2 separate regions of the Homo sapiens genome follow, and region 2 is linked to region 1. Evidence: chromatin contacts called from ENCODE Hi-C or POLR2A ChIA-PET data. All regions are on one chromosome and are shown on one strand. The core of a region is the stretch at or near the end of the contact, and the rest is flanking DNA. Distances in the headings are between cores, read along the strand shown. Region 1 holds the start of ATP5MG (ATP synthase membrane subunit g). Region 2 overlaps JAML (junction adhesion molecule like).

Evidence for each region. A loop is a pair of places that touch in the nucleus more often than their neighbours do. ChIA-PET counts read pairs that join two places held with the same protein, here RNA polymerase II (POLR2A). Pooled maps may share reads with other maps.
Region 2: a loop to region 1 is called in a map of gastrocnemius medialis, with 16 times the contacts of the local background. The contact joins the enhancer-like site here to the promoter of ATP5MG in region 1. A Hi-C loop is called at or near these places in 3 of 168 maps with a recorded cell type or tissue (gastrocnemius medialis, mammary epithelial cell and naive thymus-derived CD4-positive, alpha-beta T cell) and 15 of 50 pooled maps. POLR2A ChIA-PET finds 5 or more read pairs at or near these places in 7 of 52 experiments (GM12878, HepG2, OCI-LY7 and 4 more).

Annotation. Positions count from the first base shown.
Region 1 is chr11:118,398,986-118,405,925 of GRCh38, forward strand. It overlaps ATP5MG (ATP synthase membrane subunit g), which reads left to right and starts at 2,621. Exons shown (of 3, transcript NM_006476.5): 1 at 2,621-2,732. The coding sequence starts at 2,681. All of the region lies in intron 3 of LOC100131626 (a long non-coding RNA gene), which reads right to left. It overlaps UBE4A (ubiquitination factor E4A), which reads left to right. Exons shown (of 20, transcript NM_001204077.2): 20 at 1-226. RefSeq lists enhancers at 2,282-2,361, 2,482-3,345, 3,804-4,394.
Region 2 is chr11:118,191,249-118,198,036 of GRCh38, forward strand. JAML (junction adhesion molecule like) reads right to left here. Exons shown (of 10, transcript NM_001098526.2): 8 at 6,750-6,788; 9 at 5,487-5,573; 10 at 2,477-3,169. The coding sequence ends at 3,077. Among named protein-coding and RNA genes, the nearest start is that of SCN2B, 18 kb to the left of the region's middle. RefSeq lists an enhancer at 3,016-3,205. Within about 2 kb of position 4,048, at least 14 of the 41 ENCODE cell types and tissues checked have a DNase peak (open chromatin) inside an H3K27ac peak, as active enhancers do; they include gastrocnemius medialis, where a contact is called at or near this core.

The DNA of each region.
Region 1 (6,940 bases), core at 1,371-3,870:
CAGAGGCTGATGCTGCACTGTTGATGTCATGTGAGGAAATAATGCACATGCTCTAACTGCTCAACAGGAAATGAACCTAGAAACAGAAAATGAAAAGGTTGATTGAAATAAAACTTGATCAACGCGACTGTATTTTGAAACATTCCAGGAAGGTTACTTCTTGTCAAACTTGCCTGGCAGTGTTTGTTCAAAACTTGTATTTAATAAATGAACATCTGACTTACAACCTTTGTTATCACTTTATTCCAGTATTAAAAGCTAGTGGCAGTTTCAGAAATCCCCCTGAAAACTTAGAGGATTCTGACGTTTCACTTTTTTTTTAGGTAAGTAACATCAAATATGTGTGACCTGGCTGACCCAGCCTGCCTTACCAGGCCTCTGGAGGGGACCCTGGGGTTACCCTCAGGAGATGAATCTCACAGTATGGTTTTCCTAACCAGCTCTCTTTTGGCTTCACTGTTTTTCTTTATCTGGCCTGAACCCCAGGTCTTTGTAATCATTTGCTGTTATCTTCCCCTTTCTTGCTCCTTGTTTCCATACCCCTGCCATGCAAGATGTCAGCCTAGATTAACTCAGCCATTCCCCTCTGCTGTAATATCCAAACTGCAGACCATTGTTGGAGGAAAAACACAATTTTTAGAATGGTACAACCACAAACTTATCTCTAACGTTGCCCAACAACCCTTCTGTGTGTCCTTCAGCTATTCCAAACTTTGGCCTCCTTCCTCAAATTCCTTCTCATACCCCCCTCCCATTGACCCCTCACAGTCCGATGACTTTGCCTTCATTTTGCTGGGAAGATAAAGACTTCAGAGACTTTGAAGACTTTCAGACCTCTCTCCCATAATCACATCTGTGGAAAAGGCCCCATAGATCCCTGGCTAGTTCTCTTTTCCTGCCTCATCAGGGCTCTTGTCAATATCCCTTTTTATCAGGCAGGATGGCCTGTGCCTGTAATCCCAGAGCTAAGCAAGAGGCTGAAGTGGGATGATCTCTTGAGGCCAGGAGTTTCAGGCCAGCCTGGGCAATGTGGCAAGACCCCATCTCTAAATAAATAAATGACTGCCTCTTCTCTGTCTTCAATTTCTCCCCTGAGTTCCACATCCCCCTTTGGTTTTCTGACTTGTAATCCTTTACAGCCATATTTCTTCACCATTCACCCTGGATTCTATCCTAATTTTTTGAAAAGGCGCTAGTTAGTTAAAGATTGCCATATTGCTAAATTAACTTTCCCATCCTTAATTTGACTTTTCTGCAGTATCTAGGGCAGCAGAATCACTCCTTCATTGAAAAGTTCTTAGTTCCTTGATTACACTTCTAATTTTTCTTTCCATCTCTCTAACCATTCCAAAAATCGGAGATTTACTTCTGCTCAGACTTCCCCAGGTTACATTACTTATAGTTCTGTTCCTCTCATCAAATGCCACTTCCCTACATACATCTTTTCCTCCTCATATTAAACTATGAAGTTTCAGCCCTCTGTAGTATACAGCTGTTCTCTTACACATCGGCTCAAGGATCTTTTCTAGGAAGTATGCTGAAATCAGCACCATGCCTAATCTGATGGAATGCCCCCTCTCTGAGTATACATTGCAACTTCAGATCTCAACTCTGCCACTTCCAAACTGTGTGGCCATTTTTCAAGCCCAGTCTCAATGGGGACAATGCCTTACAGGCTTTCTTTAAATTCCAAAATGCCTGGCATAGTGTGGGCGTTCAATACAGGTGATTTTTTCCTCACATCTGCACAGCTCCTTGTGGTTAACTAGGGAATTAGGGGAAATGGATTCCAATCGTGATACAGCACTTTGGGGAGATTGGGATTACAAAAAATCAACTTTAAAAGGGCTATGGGGCCAGGCGCGGTGATTCACGCCTGTAATCCCAGCACCAAGGCGGGTGGATCACTTGAAGCTAGGAGTTCGAGACCAGCCTGGCCAACATGGTGAAACACCGTCTCTACTAAAAGTACAAAAATTAGCCAGGCGTGGTGGCGGGCGCCTGTAGTCCCATCTACTAGGGAGACTGAGGCACAACAATCGCTGGAACCCGGGGGACAGAGGTTGCAGTGAGCCGAAGTCGTGCCACTGCACTTCAGCCTGGGCGACAGAGCGAGACTGTCTCAAATAAAAAGGGCTATGGGTTGAGCCTGGTGACAGCCTGTGTGGTGATTGCTCGGCCCCTAACTTTATATGTTTGGCCTTGGACCCTCTCTACCTCTGTACAACGATCGTGTTGGACTAGAAGAATCTCAGCGAATCCTTCTCCAGTACTGACTTCAAAGGTTCTCAGAATCGCGGCGAAAGCACCCTACGCAAAATAGCGGAGGTCGGCGCCAAGAAAAGCACTGCAGGTTCAGGGCGCATGCGCATTTCCGCTCCTTGCCGGTTTTCCGGACCTCTACGAGTGGCTGCCCCACAAAATGCCTGCTTCTCTGCGGAATCCTACTGTTCTTCACATGCTCTCTAATACCATCTTTTCATATCCACTTTCTCTTCCATGTTGAAAAATTAAATTGACAGGCTGGATTCTGCAAAGATCTTTGGACATTTAAGTATCTTCGACCGGCGCGAAAAGAGGCGGCCTGACCTTGGAAGTGGGACGGGGTCCTGCAGCGGGTCCTTCCGGCGGGTGACATTCAGCCGGCGGTTCGGGGCGACGGACTCTCCATTCCAGAACCATGGCCCAATTTGTCCGTAACCTTGTGGAGAAGACCCCGGCGCTGGTGAACGGTGAGCGCGATGTGAGACCGCCGAGGCGGGCACACGGGCGGCAGGGAGGCCTGCGATGGCCTGAGAGGAAGAAGCGGGCTGCGAAGACCCGAGGGGCCTGCGGGTGCCGGGGCGGGATGGCCTGCAGGTGGAGGGAGCAGGAAGCAGGTTGGCGACTCTTTTCTAGCCTTCCACTCGTCTGACCTGCAGATTGGGTTCTCTACACAACCTAGAAGTTCCTGAATTCTAACCACGACTGGGAAGAGAGGTAGTGTGAAGGAAGCCCGGCGTTGCCCGGCAGCTGCAACCATTACGCCCCCTGAGATCGCTAAGAGCAGGGATCTAGAGGGGATGGTTCTGTTAGGAGAGCTAAGAAAAGGAAGGGCAGAAACGTGAAAGTAAATCAATTCGGCCTCATTACATGTGGTGTTGTTCTCAGTGGAGTATTTGGAAGTCAACAGAAATGTTTAAGGATGGGTGAGCTTTTTTGAACGTTGACTTTGCTTTCTGTCCTAGACGGATTCTAAGATACTTCCGCTTTAATCCGAGGGAAATTTTAGGTGGAAATGGACTTCATGGATGAGTATCCATGCCCCGAGAAGCATAGGACGGGATCCGTATAAACAATAATCTTTGTTACGAAGCTTAGCATTCGTGGAATTTTTTCAGCTTGAAGAGCCTCACTGGTAGACCGCTGTATTTCACAACAACCCTGAATAATCACAGCCTCTGAGTACTAGTTTATTTGGCCAGTAAATATTTCAGTTGTCTTCTCAGTGGCAAGCTATTCATTTTATTCCTGAAGTGAGATAAGCTAAATTGACGTAAGTTTTTCCTAGATGTGCTGTATTCCAGTAAGTGACTGAAGGTCGGATCTCTTAACTTTTGCCTACGTTTATGAAATGTGAATAGAAAGCAGAACTTCAAAAAAAATGTAATACTTTCTAGCCTATTTTGCTGTGTTTGAGTTTGGTTTGGGTATTTTCTTTTTCTTTCTTTCTTTTTTTTTTTTTTTTTTCCTAGAAGACAGGGACTCACTCTGTCGCCCAGGCTGGAGTGCAGTGCAGATCACAGCTCACTGCAGCCTCCACCTCCTAGGCTCAAGCGATCCTCCCACCTCAGCCTCCTGAGTAGCTGGGATCACAGGCACGCACCACCACACCCAGCTAATTTTTGTATGTTTTAAGAGACGGGATTTCACCATGTTGCCCAGGCTAGTCTCTTAACTCCTGGGCTCAAGGGATCCTCCCGCCTCGGTCTCCTAAAGTGCCAGAGTTACAGGTGTGAGCCACAGCGCCAGCCGGGTAATTTATCCATTCTCTCCTCCCTTCCCTCCATCACCAGCCAAACTATGAGTTATTGAAGGCTGTCCTGCAGAACCTCACAGCCTACTAGTGAAACATTTTACACATTTTCCCAAATAATTTCATAAGCTTGCAAGAAAATCTTTTACTTTACTAAGATTGTTAAGATACCTGTCATAGAGCTCTACAATTTTATATAAATCAAAAGAGATGGCCCTGCGGCGGTAGCTTACGCCTGTAATCTCAGCACTTTGGGAGGCCAAGGCGGGCAGATCACTTGAGGGCAGGAGTTCGAGACCAGCCTGGCCAACATAGTGAAACCCCATCTCTACAAAAAATACAAAAATTAGGCAGGCTTGGTGGTGCATGTCTGTAATCGCAGCTACTTGGGAGGCTGAGGCAGGAGAATCGCTTGAACCCCGGAGGCGGAGGTTGCAGTGAGTCAGGATTGCACCACTGCATTCCAGCCTGGGCGACGAAGCGAGGCTAGGTCTCAAAAAAAAAAAATAATAATGCTGGACACTGTGGCTCACGCCTGTAATCCCAGCACTTTGGGAGGCCAAGGCAGGTGGATTACCTGAGGTCAGGAGTTAGACACCAGCCTCACTAATATGGTGAAACCTCGTCTCTACTAAAACAGAAATTAGCCGGGCATGGTGGCAGGCGCCTATAATCCCAGCTACTCGGGAAGCTGAGGCAGGAAAATCTCTTTAACCCAGGAGGCGGAGGTTGCAGTGAGCCAAGATTGCGCCACTGCACTCCAGCCTGGCGACAGAGCGAGACTCCGTCTAAAAAAAAAAAAAAAAAAAACTAAAGAGAAAAAAGGATTAGAGGCTTCACTCTGGACTTTGTGGGTGATTTAAGGCACAATTCTTAATATTTCAAGTGGATTTTTTTTCTGGTGTGGCTTTCACATTTTTTAGGTGGCGCATATTAAGGAATTGCAAACTAATTTTTGTGATCTAAAAAGAAAAGTAACACCAAGGTAATTTTTTTGTTATGAAATATATAATATGAACCCTTCCCTCCGTTGTAAATAATTGAAAGATAACTTGTTATTCTTCCAAAAGTACTTAGAAAGGAGGACTCAACTGGGCTGGAATGTTAACGTGGAAATACATTTTGCTTTATAACATACATAGGCTAGTGTATTAAATGTGAATGTTAAATATTTAATAAAAATTACTGACTATATCTGTTAATTCCCCTGGGGGTCAAAAAAGCTTATGGAAATAAGTAAATTTATCATCAGGTTTGCCTAGGAAGATCATAGAATCTGATTTTTTTTTCCCTTAACTGTAGACTTTATTTGTATTTCAATAGTTTTTCCAATAATCTTTCAGTTCCGGGATCCAATCCAGTGTACCACATTGCATTTAGTTTCTATGTCTTCCCAATCTCCTCTGGTCTGGGACAGTTTCCCAGTCTTCCCTCATCTTTCCTGACCTTGACAGTTTTAAGGTATCTAGGTATCTTGTCTGTCTAGGTATCTGTCTTGTCAAAGTATCTGTCTAGGTATCCTGAAGAATTTCCTCAATCTGGATTTGTCTGGTGTTTTTCTCATGCTTAGTTTGGCACTATGGATTTTGAGGAAATACCACAGTGAAGAGATGCCCTAATCACATGTCAGGAGGTATATGATATTCCTGTGACATCTCTGGTGATACAAGCTTTCATCACTTGGTTATAGGTTCCTCTACTGTAAAGTTACTGTTTTTCTCTCCGTGTTCTATTCTATAGAAGCAAATAACTAAGCCTATCCCATAAAGGCAAGGTGTGATTACAGTGGGGGGATTCCATCCCCTGTAGGAGGGAATATCTACATAAATAGAATTTTTCTGTGAGAAAGATTTGTCTCTTCTCCATTTATTTATCCAGTCACTTATTGTATGGACTTGTACATTGATTTCATACTTTCTGTATCAAATACTGTATTATTGCTCAAATTATTTCAGCCTTGGCTATTTGGGAGCTCTTTCAGGTTAGCACCTCTGTCCCTTTGACATACCGCCTCCCTTTCTGATACTACAAGATGCTTCAGATTTATATTGTATTTTCCCTGTCCCAGCCCTAGAATCAGCCATTTCTCCAAGGAACCTTAGTTCCTTTTATTGGACAATAGAATTGAGAAACTAAGGTCTGGGTGCTGTTTATGTTCCTTGCTACCAGAATATCACTACTTCTAGGTCCTCTCATTTGACAGGAATATAGATATGTATCAGTATAGATGTGTGTATGTGTATATACATGCATACTAAGCCATGTATATACATGCATATATGTATATATAATTATTTCTGTGTCTGTCAGTCTGTGTATATATTAAGCTAAACCTGAGTCCAACTCTAACCCAGTACTGTGGGATTTATTCTTGCTGCTTTTCTTGTTTACCTGTAACATCACTCAACCTCCACTGAGAAATCTAGCTCCCATTATCTACCATTCATTATGTTTTATCTCTTGTATACATGTAAAGCAGTTTCAAACTCTAACCTGTATCCCCTAAGAAACAAATTTACCACCTAAAATATTGTTTATGTACAGTATACTGATTCATTTTTTTTTTAAGGATGAAATGTCTGTGTGTTGGAGATAATATTGACAATTGATTGACTTATACAAGATTGTGCTTTTTTTTTATTGTCCCATCTTTCAGGCATTGGCAGTTCTGTTTGGAACTATCTCTTAGAGCTTTGTGTCTGCTTAAAGGTATGCCCATATCCCCAAACACAGAAGATGAGGGAGATAGTAATTCAGAAATACTCAAATGGAGGCCGTTAATATGAGGAAAACACCAAGAGCCTTGGGTAATCTGTCTTTGAACAGTAGACACTTTATGGGCTTTCATGCTATTTTTATTACGTTTCTCTTGTAATTTTTGAAACAGAGTCTCATTCTGTCCCCCAGACTGGAATGTCATGGTGA
Region 2 (6,788 bases), core at 2,798-5,297, 210 kb before region 1:
GCAAAGCATTCAAGAGGTGACTTGGGTGCTGCTAAAGGCATTCAGTTTTATAAGGGAAGCAGAGCATAAAAGTTCAGAAAATTTGCAGCCTGATAATGTGATAGAAAAGAAAAACCCATTTTCTGAGAAGAAATTTAAGCTGGCTGCAGAAATTTGCATAAGTAACAAGTTGCTGAGTGTTAATCCCTAAGACAATGGGGAAAATGTCTCCAGGGCATGTCAGAGGTCTTCACAGCAGCCCCTCCCATCACAGGCCAGAAGGCCTAGGAGAAAATGGTTTCATGGGCCAGGCCCAGTGTCCCCGCGCTGTGTGCAGCCTAGGGACTTGGTGCCCTGCATCCCAGCCACTCCAGCCATGGCTGAAAGGGGCCACCATAGAGCTCAGGCCATGACTTCAGAGGGTGCAAGTCCCAAGCTTTGGCAGCTTCCATGTGGTGTTGAGCCTGCGAGTGCGCAGAAGTCAAGAACTGGGGTTTGGGAACCTCTGCCTAGATTTTAGAAGATGTGTGGAAATGCCTGGATGCCCAGGCAAAAGTTTGCTACAGGGGCGGGGCCCTCATGGAGAACCTCTGCTAGGGCAGTGCAGAAGGGAAATGTGAGATCAGAGCCCCCATACAGAGTCCCTACTGGGGCACTGCCTAGTGGAGCTGTGAGAAGAGGGCTACCATCCTCCAGACCCCAGAATGGTAGATCCACCAACAGCTTGCACCGTTCACCTGGAAAAGCTGCAGACACTCACTGCCAGCCCATGAAAACAGCCAGGAAGGAGGCTGTACCCTGCAAAGCCACAGGGCAGAGCTGCCGAAGACCATGGGAACCCACTTCTTGCATCAGTGTGACCTGGATGTGAGACCTGGAGTCAAAGGAGATCATTTTTGAAGCTCTAAATTTTGACTGCCTTGCTGGATTTCAGACTTGCATGGGCCCTGTAACCACTTTGTTTTGGCCAATTTCTCCCATTTGGAATGGCTGTATTTACCCAATACCTTTTACCCCCATTGTATGTTGGAAGTAACCAGCTTGCTTTTGATTTCACAGGCTCATAGGTGGAAGGGACTTGCCTTATTTCAGATGAGACTTTGGACTGTAGACTTTGGGTTAATGCTGAAATGAGTTAAGACTTTTGGGGGCTGTTGGGAAGGCATGATTTGTTTTGAAATGTGAGGACATGAGATTTGGAAGGGCCAGAGGTGGAATGATATGGTTTGGTTCTGTGTACCCACCCAAATATCATCTTAAAGTATTATTATTATTATTATTTTGAGATGGAGTCTCGCTCTGTTGCCCAGTGTGGAGTGCAGTGGTGCAATCTCAGCTCACTGCAAGCTCTGCCTTCCGGGTTCATGCCATTCTCCTGCCTCACCCTCCCGAGTAGCTGGGACTACAGGCGCCCGCCACCATGCCCGGCTAATTTTTTGTATTTTTTTTAGTAGAGATGGGGTTTCACCATAGTCTCGATCTCCTGACCTTGTGATCTGCCTGCCTTGGCCTCCCAAAGTGCTGGGATTACAGGCGAGAGCCACCGCACCCAGCCCATCTTAAATTATACTCCCATAATTCCCACATATTGTGGGAGGGGCCTAGTGGGAGATAATTTGAATCATTGAGGTGGTTTCCCCCATACTGTTCTCATGGTAGTGAATAAGTCTCATGAGATTTGATGGTTTTATCAGGGGTTTCTACTTTTGCATCTTCCTCATTTTCTCTTGCCACCGCCGTATAAGAAGTGCCTTTCACTTCCCGCCATGATTCTGAGACCTCTGCAGCCATGTGGAACTGTAAGTCCAATTAAACCTCTTTTTCTTCCCAGTCTCGGGTATGTCTTTATCAGGAGCATGAAAACAAACTAAATACAGGCAGTATGGTCATTTTCACAATATTGATTCTACCCATGCGTGAGCATGGGATGTGTTTCCATTTGTGCTGTCTATGATTCCTTTCAGCAGTATTTTGTAGTTTTCATTGTAGAGGTCTTTCACCTCCTTGGTTAAGTATATTCCTAAGTATTTTAATTTTTTTTGCAGCTATTATAAAAGAGATTAAGTTATTGATTTGATTCTCAGCTTGGTTGCTATTGGTGTACAGCAAAGCTACTGATTTGTATACATTAATTATGTATCCTGAAACTTTGCTGAATTCATTTACCAGTTCTAGGAGCTTTTTGGATGAGTCTTTAGGGTTTTCAAGGTTTATGATTATGTCATCAGCAAACAGAGACAGTTTGACTTCCTCATTACCAATTTGGATGCCCCCCGCCAAAGGATTTTTAAGACTAACCTTATCAAATCTTACAATAGCAACTAAAAGTATAGGAACCGCACATTTCAGACCAAGAATTAAATCAGTGGCTGTCCACTGTGGCAACCCATGAGTATCAGGAAAGACAAATGCCTAAACTTCACCCAGAAATTTCAAATTAGGAGGCATGTGGTGAGGCCCCGCAAGGAGCCACCAGCAGGAATGAAGAACCACTGAGTTAAATCCCAAAACTGTATTCATACCCTACTTCCAACCCATTCACCCCAAACCTTTCCCAGGACCAAAACCAGCCTCTAGTGTGTTAGCACGGTTTGGCTTTCCTCCAGGAACTTCAGTTTTTCCAAAAGTTTCTAACTGTAAATTCCTCACCAGGACTTTACTTGCCCCCTCAACCGAGGCATAAAAATAGGACGATTTCCACAAACAACACTTATTTAGAAATAATGTGCCAGAGGAATGATTTGGGTTGGTTTTTATCTCTGATTCTTCCCAGTAACTCATCCACTAAGAACCCTGCCCACAGGAGGGTCTGATCCAACGGGGGGTTTGAGGCCACTCAGCTCAGCCTGGTTCCCAGGGCCAGTGTCCCACTCCAGAGGCCAAGTCCATGCTCCCCTCCCCTCAGCAGGCCTGTTCCTCCAGAGCTGTCCAGTCTCTCTGCCAGGCTCCAAATTCTCCATCTTCAGTGTATTGACCAAACAATGAGACAGGAGGACAGCTGGGAGAGCGGGAGTCTGAAATCACTGGTAGAGTGGCCCAGGACACACACAGGAGAGAGTCTCCACCGCTGCTGAGATGAAGGGACTCTCCATTCTTCTCAAAAGGCTTGCTGTGTTTTTGGCATTCCCCCACCTGACTTTTTTTCAAGTGAGTTGTTCCGATCTGACCTCAGAGAAGGCCAAACTGGGTGCTGTGGGGGAAGGGCAGAAAGAAACAAAACATGCTTGTAAGAAGTAGTTCCATAATCATAGCAGCTGCTGTTCATTGAGCTCTTCTCATGAGCCCGGCCCAGTACTGAATTTCATATGCATTATCTCATGTGATCCTTACCACCAGGAGGTAGGTATTATTATTGCCTTTCTAAGGATAAGGAAACTGAGGCTCAGACAGGCCAAGTTACTGCCCAAGACCATCTGGCTGCAACACAGAGTTAGAATTTGGACCCAGGTCTGTCTAACTCCACAGCTTGTGATCTTAACCTCTGTGTGTACAGCCTCAGAAAGGGAAAACAGCAAGGTGCCACTACATTTACATGAATTTCATCAATTCAACAACAAAAAACAAAGGCTCTTTGTTACCCCTGCTCCCTATCAGAGAACACCTTTATAAATGCAGTCTCAAACAAGTGGCCTGCAGTCCCAAATTCACCAACAGCCTTATTTAACTTGGCACATCATATTTTAAAATAACTTGACTGGCCCCTGCCAGCCTTTGAGTTTGCAGCCCAGGCCTCTTCTCTTACTCTATTGGATCTAGATCAAGAGGACAGGAATGGTGTTTTCAACAGAATCAAAACCATAATCGCCTAGCATTAAACCTGGGGAAGTTAGCTGTGAAGACAATTGTTCCTCCTGCATCATCTCCACCTCGGAGACGTTCTGCAAACAGTGCCACCCTGGCTGGTGACCCACTCAGCAGTAGCCACAAGGCAGCTGTATCAGCAGGTCTCCAGGAGCCAGGATGAGGCCTCGCAAGTTACTGCAGCATCACATAACAGTATGGGAGAAAGATACAGAGGGAAAATGATTCCATTCAGCTGCAACTTCAGGGTGGAGTTAATGTTTCACTCGGTGGATCCAGGCCAGGCCTCTGATCTCACACTTCCCTGGCAGACCTCTCTCTGCTGCAATCAGCTGGGAGTCATGTGTCCTCAGGGCTGGTACGATAGGAACAAACAAAGCCCATCATTCCACAAGCAGAGGAGGCCAGCCTTCCCAAACCCACAGAACACTGCTCCTTAATAGGCTGGGTGCCTATAATTAGTCTACAAATAGCACCGTGCTCATCGCCAGCTCACTCCTTTTGTCCCTACCCCCACTCACTGCACGCCCCGAGGTGCCTTTTCCAGGCACTGCAGTTCTCTAAGGGGCTACAGAAGTCTAAGCAAAGGGAAATTAGGAATCAGACTCCAAAATATTGTATGAGATCCAGCATGCAGCCTGCCTGGCAGTTAGGTTATGAGAAGGTATAATAAGTCACAAAGTTAAGAAACAAAATCTAAGCATTGGAAGGAACCCTACTTTGACCTTTTGATAGCAAGGAAAACGACTCACAGCAACACAATACTTGCCCAAGGATCTTATCCTATTTATCCTATTTTCTTTGTTGTTGTTGTTGTTTTGAGACAGGAGTCTCGCTCTGTTTCCCAGGCTGGAGTGCAGTGGCGCGATCTTAGCTCACTGCAACCTCCACCTCCCAGGTTCAAGCAATTCTCCTGCCTCAGCCTCCCAAGTAGCTGGGATTACAGGTGCCCGCCACCATGCCTGGCTAATTTTTTTGTATTTTTAGTAAGACAGTGTTTCACCATGTTGGCCAGGCTGGTCTCAAACTCCTGACCTCAAGTGATCCACCTGCCTCAGCCTCCCAAAGTGCTAGGTTTACAGGTGTGAGCCACCATGCTCGGCCTTTTTTTTTTTTTTTGAAACAGAGTCTTACTCTGTCTCCCAGGCTGGAGTGTAGTGGTGGATCTCGGCTCATGTAACCAACGCCTTCCAGGTCCAAGCAATTCTCGTGCCTCAGCCTCCCAAGTAGCTGGGATTATAGGCACGCATCTCCACACCTGGCCAATTTTTGTATTTTTAGTAGAGAGGGAGTTTTGCCACATTGGCCAGGCTGGTCTTGAACTCCTGGCCTCAAGCAATCCGCCCACCTCGGCCTCCCAAAGTGCTGGGATTTCAGGCATGAGCCACCACACCCGGCCGTGTTTTCTTTATTAGATTGAACTGATGAGGCAAAAGACGTCCTCCCTGCCCTCAGTAAAAGCCACTCTTCACTTCTTTTCACCACTAATATAAATAATCTCTGGTGATAACCTTTAATCCTTGAGCTTGGGTAAGAAAGTTTGATATCACTCTTCTATCCAGCAGAACTTCAGTTTCTCAGACTTTTCTGCTACTTAGAAAAATCACCGCCCTCAGCAGCCTCCCTTGGGCAACCCAGCCACGCCCACCACCACCACCACCTGAGCCTCTGACACCTGGCTCAGCTGAGGCCAGAATCATTCTCACCATGGTCATGTAGGTGGCCTCTGATTTTTCACTTGGTTCTTCTTCCTCGATCACCTCCCGTACAATTATTGGGGAGTAAATGTGTTTCTAGAGGGGGAAAATGGTACAAAAATTCCTAAAAATTAGATGAATCTTATACACCAGAGAAAAGGCCACCCACTCCTATTTGCTAGGCATCGACCACCCAAACTGCTGGTTCAGAGGGTTACTGAGACCTAGAGAATTCTCAACAATGATAATTCAGTCTTCAGTCTTCTTGAAAATTAACTGTCAAAGAACACAGTCTTAAGAACCAAACTCTTTGCTTCAAAAGCCAAACATCTTTGTTTAGATGGATGTTTAGGTAGCAGCAGGGGTTCCTTATCTTGCTAAATTCCTTGTATTCTGGGGTTATTTCCTTCTAATTACAGTAAAGGCAGAATGGCATTAATCAGCAGTGAATTGTCATCATCTCCCTCAGAGGATTTATGTGGCAGGGCCAGCCCTCATTGAACCTCACAACTGTGAGGTTCATGGTCCTGTCACTCGTTGGTAAAGCAGTATCATCCAGTGGCCCATTCTTGGACCACTGCACTCTACTGGGAAAAAATCCTACTCTTGGGACAAAAACAGCCCAAAATAGAGAAAGGTAACTATTCAAAGAGTTTTTTTAAAATTAAAGAAAGAAAAGAAAGAATAGGAGTTAAAGAAAACCAATCAATTTCTCAGTCTCTAGAAGCAATTATTTATAACTCCATTACAAAATCAATATGGAGAGAAAAGTCCTTCTTAATCCTTTCTTGCTAAGATCTTAGACTATTTCATTTTAAGCATTAGAACTCCTTAACTCCTGGATGTATTATAATTCTCCATTAGACTTTAGACAAATAGCACCTCCTAGATTACAAAGCATTTGCATATCATCATCTTATGTGAACCTTACAACAACCCTGTCAAGCAGGCTGGGCAACTATAGTATCTTTATCTTTATCCTCATTTTGCTGATGAGACTCAGGGAGGTGGCAGATCTTACTGACTCCAAGCGCAGTGCTCTTTCCTCAGCCCAATACCAGGATCTGCTGCCTGGGGCTGTCCCAGCCGACCCCATGCACTGTACTCCGCAGAGGCTCTTACTTTAGTGACAAAGGCTTCCTGAGTCCCTGCTCTGTGCCAAGCACTGGCCTGCAAGCTGCGACATACAATGGGTAAGATATGGTTCCCGGGGGTATGAGAACGGCCCAGGCCTGCATCTACTTAGTGTTTTAGGCTGAAGCGTGTGTTCACCTCCCCTTCACATCTTTCAAAATGGCAGGGTTTTTCTTT